Linked DNA regions of Homo sapiens: region 2 is linked to region 1. The links are chromatin contacts, found by Hi-C or POLR2A ChIA-PET in ENCODE. All regions are on one chromosome and are shown on one strand. Each heading gives the region's core, a stretch centred on a gene start or an enhancer-like site at or near the end of the contact. The rest is flanking DNA. Distances are from core to core; before and after follow the strand shown.

What was found. A loop is a pair of places that touch in the nucleus more often than their neighbours do. ChIA-PET counts read pairs that join two places held with the same protein, here RNA polymerase II (POLR2A). Pooled maps may share reads with other maps.
Region 2: a pooled map shows a loop between it and region 1 (2.0-fold over the local background). The contact joins the promoter of MTUS2-AS2 here to the enhancer-like site in region 1. A Hi-C loop is called at or near these places in 3 of 37 single-sample maps with no recorded cell type and 3 of 50 pooled maps. POLR2A ChIA-PET finds 5 or more read pairs at or near these places in 2 of 52 experiments (HEK293 and activated naive CD4-positive, alpha-beta T cell).

Annotation. Positions count from the first base shown.
Region 1 is chr13:29,124,573-29,127,803 of GRCh38, forward strand. All of the region lies in intron 5 of MTUS2 (microtubule associated scaffold protein 2), which reads left to right. All of the region lies in intron 1 of LOC124903144 (a long non-coding RNA gene), which reads right to left. Among named protein-coding and RNA genes, the nearest start is that of MTUS2-AS2, 120 kb to the right of the region's middle. Within about 2 kb of position 1,604, at least 2 of the 41 ENCODE cell types and tissues checked have a DNase peak (open chromatin) inside an H3K27ac peak, as active enhancers do.
Region 2 is chr13:29,248,902-29,252,132 of GRCh38, forward strand. MTUS2-AS2 (MTUS2 antisense RNA 2) reads right to left here and starts at 1,653. Exons shown (of 3, transcript NR_185827.1): 1 at 1,514-1,653. The region is part of intron 5 of MTUS2 (microtubule associated scaffold protein 2); the gene reads left to right.

The sequences.
Region 1 (3,231 bases), core at 354-2,853:
CTACTGGATATATACCCCAAAAATGTGAAAGCAGGCTTGTGAAGAGATATTTATGTATCCATGTTCCTAGTTGTATTATTCACAACAGTCAAGAGGTGGTAACAGACCAAGTAACCATTGATGGATGAATGGATAAACAAAATGTCATTTATCCATATAGCAGAAGACAATTCAGCCTTAAAAGGAAAAGAAATTCTGACACATGCTACAACATGGGTGAACCTTGAGTACATTGTGCTGAGTGAAATAAGCCAGACACAAAGGACAAATAAATACTGCATGATTCCACTAATAGGAGGTACCTGGAGTACTCAGATTCATAGAGACGGAAAGTAAAATGGGGTTGTCAGGGGCTAAAGAGAAGGAGGAATGGGAAGTTACTGTTTAACAGGTATAGAGTGTCACTTTGGGAAGATGCAAAAATTCTGGAGATGGATGGTTGTAATTGTTGCACAACAATGTAAATGTACTTAATACCACTGAACTTTACACTTAAAAATAGTAAAATTATATTATGTGAATTTTACCACAGTTAGAAAATAAATTTTAAATGTCCAATGTCAGCCAATTATTTAGTTGTTAATAAAGAAATAGAAAACTAAATCAAGTGGGCTAAAATGTCACTTTGATAACTATAGGACAGCTTGTAGGGCCAATGGGGTGTAGGTGTTTACATCCAATAGTGGTAGCATCTTACAAATAAATCTCTTGCATCAGTGTGAGTGATGGGGTATGTGATAGGCATCACATTGAACTTCTTGAGCAGCTTCCTTGGTTTAAAATGAGTAGCTGCTTGAGTCGTTTGCAATTCAACCCAAGAAACACTTAAGGTTGCCAAGCAACATGACTGCTGTCAACAGAAGCAAATCTAACATTAATTTCGTATCTCCTAAAATGAAAGAAGAAACGTTGAATCTAAATGTTTTCATTTCTAGCTACTTTATTGAATAATATGAACACTTTGTCAAGAATATGCTGTGCTGTTTCTACATGAACGGTTTCATGCAGCCACTCCTGTGTTTTGTTTTCTTAGCCAAAGCACCTTAGGTTTTTCAAGAGCCCAGAGGCAACCTGCCGCAGGATTTACACTCTGAAAACTAATAGCTTTACCTGGGAAGTTATAAAAATCACTCAGTAAAATGAAGTTGTTAAAAGGCAAACTCTTTATTTCATGATGATTTTTTAAACCCAGAGGACTTCTTTTTGGTTAAACTTAGCAAACAAAGACAATAGTTAGATTACTCAGTTCACTTCCTGCACAGAGCCACAGAACAGACTTAAATGAGACAGCTTTCTGTTTGAGGCATCCCCTTACTGAATTCTGTGATCCACAGAAATAAAGTCAGTGGCAAATGTACAAAATTGAAATGATTCCACTGGATTGGCCAAAGGATAGCCATAATTGGGGATTCTCTTTTCTTCTGAAGCAAGAACTGTATATTCTACTCAGACTGCTGTGTTCACTGTCTTTAACAGACTATCTGGAGTAGACAGTGAGGAGAGGAATATAGCTATGTATGTGAACTACTTTGACACGCATTTAACTTCTCCATATACCAAAAATGAGGTTGGTGGGCTGTCCTCATACCTGCACTTCCTCTTTCCCTTAACTCCTGCCCTTTACTGAGAACCCACGGGGAGGAGGTCTTTTCAGTTCCTTACCTCTATGACTGCAGTAACCTTCAATCCCATGTGAAGAGTTCATACGTGTAGTCACATCCTGTGCCTTGTCAGCCTCTGAAATCTTTGTTCTCTGTGCTAACCTACAGCCGTATTTCCCATTCTTTCATTTCTCGCCTCATTTTCCACAGTGGCTACTCCAAACCTCCACCACACTACAGAATTCCCATTTTACTGCCACTTACCCCTCTCGCTCTACCTGTCTTTAGCTCTGCTTTCCTGTTTCTATCCAAAGCTAAAGTAATTTCTTCATCTCTGCCCTTTACTTCGAGCTTGTCCAACCTGCAACCTCCTGGCTCCATGCAGCCCAGGATGGGTTTGAATGTGACCCAACATAAATTCGTAAACTTTCTTAAAACCTTATGAGATTTTTTTGTGATTTTTTTTTTTAAATTTTAGCTCATCAGCTGTTGTTAGTATATTTTATGTGTGGCCCAAGACAATTCTTCTTTCAATGTGGCCCAGGGAAGCTACATATTGGACACCCCTGCTCTACTTCATCCTACAACCTGAAGACCTTAGAATGCCTATGTTGGGGTCCTGCGTCTCTACTCAGGAGCTGGGAGACCTTGGAAAGTTCACTGGCCACTTTGTACACCAGTTTTCTCATCAGCACATGTGGTTAATGGTACCCATATCACAGGGCGATTGTGAGGATTAAAGAGAAAATGCATGTAAAGCACACTGGACAGTGGTGGGCATGTGGTCAGTGCTCAGTCAGTGTTCAGTGCTCTGATCACCAGCCTCTGCCCCAGGTGCTGTCTTGGGTGCCCTCTCCGTCTGGGCTCCTGGGTGTCTCTTGTGTACCCACATGCGTCTTGCTCACCTGCTCCTGGCCCCAGCCATTGAGCTGCTCCCACACCACCTAACTTGTTCTTCAGCCTTAAAACCTTAGCTTTAGTAGCACTTCCTCCAGAGATCCTTACCTGATATCATGCCCCCTCCCCCTGCCCAAGTGTGAGTGAGAGGTCTCTGTCCTGTCCTTCCACACTCCCTGGATTTCCCCTCTGGGTTGGTCAGTTTTCTGTGTCAACATGGCTAGGCCTGAGTACCCAGTTATTCACTGGACACTCATTTAGGCCAGAGTACCCACTTATTCACTTGGATGTGAATCTAGATGTTACCATGGAGGTATGTTGTAGATGTCCTTAACATCTATAATTTGCTGACTTTAAGAAAAAGAAGTTATCTTCTTTAGCCTGGGTGAGCCTCATCCAATCATTTCAAAGGCCTTAAAGAGCAAAACTGAGGCTTCCCTGAAGAGAAAGAAATTGTGCCTCAAGACTGCAACATCAGCTCCTGCCCCCAAGTTTCCACCCTGTAGGCTTGCACAGTGGATTTTGGCTTTGTCAGCCCCCATAATTGGGTAATCTCATTTTTTGAAATCTCTGTGCATGTGTGTGTTTCATATTCTGCTGATTCTGTCTCTGGACAGGGCTGACTGCAGCCTCTCACAGCTTGCACATGGCTGCACCGGGCCCCGCTTGCCCTGATTCTCCTCTGATCCGATAGCTGCTCACTGGCAGGAGCCACATTTCTCCATGTGCTTGT
Region 2 (3,231 bases), core at 403-2,902, 120 kb after region 1:
TGCCTTTGTTATTGTGAATAGTGCTGCAATAAACATATGTATGCATGTATCTTTATAACAGAATGATTTCTTTCGTTCGTTTGTTCGTTTGTTCTTTCTTTCTTTCGACAGAGTCTCGCTCTGTCACCCAGGCTGGAGTGCAGTGGTGCTATCTCGACTCACTGCAACTTCTGACTCCCAGCTTCCAGCAATTCTCCTGCCTCAGCTTCCCAAGTAGCTGGGACTACAGGCGTGCACCACTATGCCTGGCTAATTTTTGCATTTTTTTTAGTAGAGATGGGGTTTCACCATATTGGCCAGGCTGGTCTCAAACTCCTGACCTCATGATCCACCCACCTCAGCCTCCCAAAGTGCTAGGATTACAGGCTTGAGTCACCGCACCCAGCCAAAACGAATGATTTATATTCCTTTGGGTATATACCCAGTAATGGGATGGCTGGGTCAAATGGTATTTGTGGTTCTAAATCCTTGAGGAATCACCATACTGTCTTCCACAATGGTTGAACTAATTTACATTCCCACCAACAGTGTATAAGTGTTCCTGTTTCTCCACAGCCTCACCAGCATCTGTTGTTTCTTGACATTTTAATAATCGCCATTCTGACTGGCATGAGATGGTATCTCATTATGGTTTTGATTTGCATTTCTGTAATGATCAGTGATGTTGAGCTTTTTTTAATATGTTTGTTGGCGGCATAAATGTCTTCTTTTGAGAAGTGTCTCATCATGTCCTTTGCCCACTTTTTGATGGGGTTGTTTTTTCTTGTAAATTTGTTTAAGTTCTTTGTAAATTCAGAATATTAGACCTTTGTCAGATGGGTGTTTTCCAAAAATTTTCTCCCATTCCGGTAGGTTGCCTGTTCACTCTGATACTAGGATTTCCTATTTAATAAATGGTTCTGGGAAAATTGGCTAGCCATATGCAGAAAACTGAAACTGGACCCCATCCTTACACCTTATACAAAAATTAACTCAAGATGGATTAAAGATTTAAATGTAAAATCCCAAACCATAAAAACCTTAGAAGAAAACCTAGGCAATACCATTCAGGACATAGGCATGAGCAAAGATTTTATGATGAAATAACCAAAAGCAATTGCAACAAAAGCTAAAATCGACAAATGAGATGTAATTAAAGAGCTTCTGCACAGCAAAAGATACCCTGTAATTTTCAAAGTAGTTAAAACAAGTTTAAATAAAGTCTAAATTCTTTCTTAAAAAATAATAAAATAAAATAAAATGGATAAGGAAAACCAGGTGGCATATAATACTCAAACAGTGAAAAAGAAGGAATAACATGTTCAAGTTGAAATATTTTGATTATGTTGTGGTGTCATTGGCTCTCGTCTTTCTGCTGTGACCAGGGCATGTTCATTCAGTCATCAAAATCCCGAGGAGCTCAGTTGTATGGTTTGGAACAAGAACATGAGTTTCAGTATCAGCATGCCATCTTAATGGCCTCAGAACAGTGCTATCGATTATGACCATTCAGAAAAATATGATTCTTGCTTACTTGACAAATGAAGAGCTGCCTCATTGTCTTAATTCATCTTTGGAAATAATGCAAGCATTTCATCACTCTTGCATGGCTGAATTTGCATCCGAGATCATCTTGGAGCATTTCACAGGAGCTACACTCCGGAGGGAAATACTACACATAGAGGCAGAGAAGGCAGACCTGAGTATCACACCGTAAAAGTAGAATTCTCACCTTTTTGTCCACTCTCCGCATTTCACAGGGGAGAGGGAATGATTTTGATTCTATGCTTTCAGAAATTTTGGCTTACATACGACTTCTCATTTTGAAAAATAGCGATTAGTGTTGTCACATCTAGTCTCTCAGGATAAACTGCTTTACAAATTTAACATTATGGTTTGGAAATTTTCTTAGTTAAGTACCAAGAATTTCTAGTTTTTATTACCCGTAAATTTCAATTTAACACCAACCCGCAAAAAACAATAATCTTCAGTGCTCAGAAGATGTGCAGTCCCCATAGAGCAGAGCAGACTGTCTATATTGACCAAAGTTTTAAATACCAGAGCAGCACTGATACTGCTGTTGGGAACAGGTATCACCCAGAGGGTTTGTGGTTTATCAGACATTGTCACTGATTCTCTTGCTCCACATGAAATGCTCCCTCTTTTCATTGAGAGTTCAAAGTGTAGAAAAAGAAGAAACTGATCAGATGGTAATTTATAATATAAAGTTGTGATTGTGGCTTTAGTGAAGATTGCTGAGTGAATACGAGAACAAGATCATTTAGCATAAAATTAACAGCAGAAGCTTTGGGGTTAAAACCTTGAAGTTCAAATCCAAACTCTGTACTTATGTAGGCAAGCCCCTTAATATCACTCAGCCTTGGCTTTCTTACCTGTGAAAATGGGATGATGATAATAATAATAATAATAATAATAATAAATGCCTACCATCTGGCATGGGCATGAGGTTTTTAAACCATTTTTAAAACTTACATTTTGACCATTTTTATTAGATTGGTGCAAAAGTAATTGCAGTTTTTCAAAAACCTCAATTACTTTCACACCAACCTAATAAGTGTACAGTACAGTAGCACTAAGTACATTTACATTGTTGTGCAACCATCACCACCATCTACCTCGACGTTCTCATCATCCAAAACAGAAACTCTGTGCCATTAAACACTGACTCCCCATTTATCCCTCCCCCGCAGCTTCTGGCAACCGCCATTCTACTTTCTCATCTCTATGAACTGCTATTCTACTTTTCTCATCTCTATGAATTTGCCTACTCTAGGTACCTCCTATGAGTGGAATGATACAGTATTTGTTCTTTCCTGAGCATGGTATCTTCAAGGTTCATCCATGTTGTGGCATATGTCAGAATTTCCTTCCTTTTTGAGGCTGAATAATATTTCATTGTGTGCATATACCACATTTTGTTTATTCATTTATCTGTCAATGGACATTTGGGTTGTTTCCACCTTTTGGCTATTGTAAATAAAGTTGCTATGAACACGAGTCTACAAATATCTATTTGAGTCCCTGCTTTCAGTTCTTTGAGTATATACCTAGGACTGGAATTGCTGGATCACACAGTAATTTTGTTTAATTTTTGGAGGAACCACCATGCTCTTTTGAGTTTACAGTGAGAAATTAGAACAAAACACTTGGAATCTTTCTGAACTTTGCACTCAAGCTTGGCATAGAAATAAAACTGATTTGCCTTCCAGACGCCAGGGCCTCTTCTCCTGT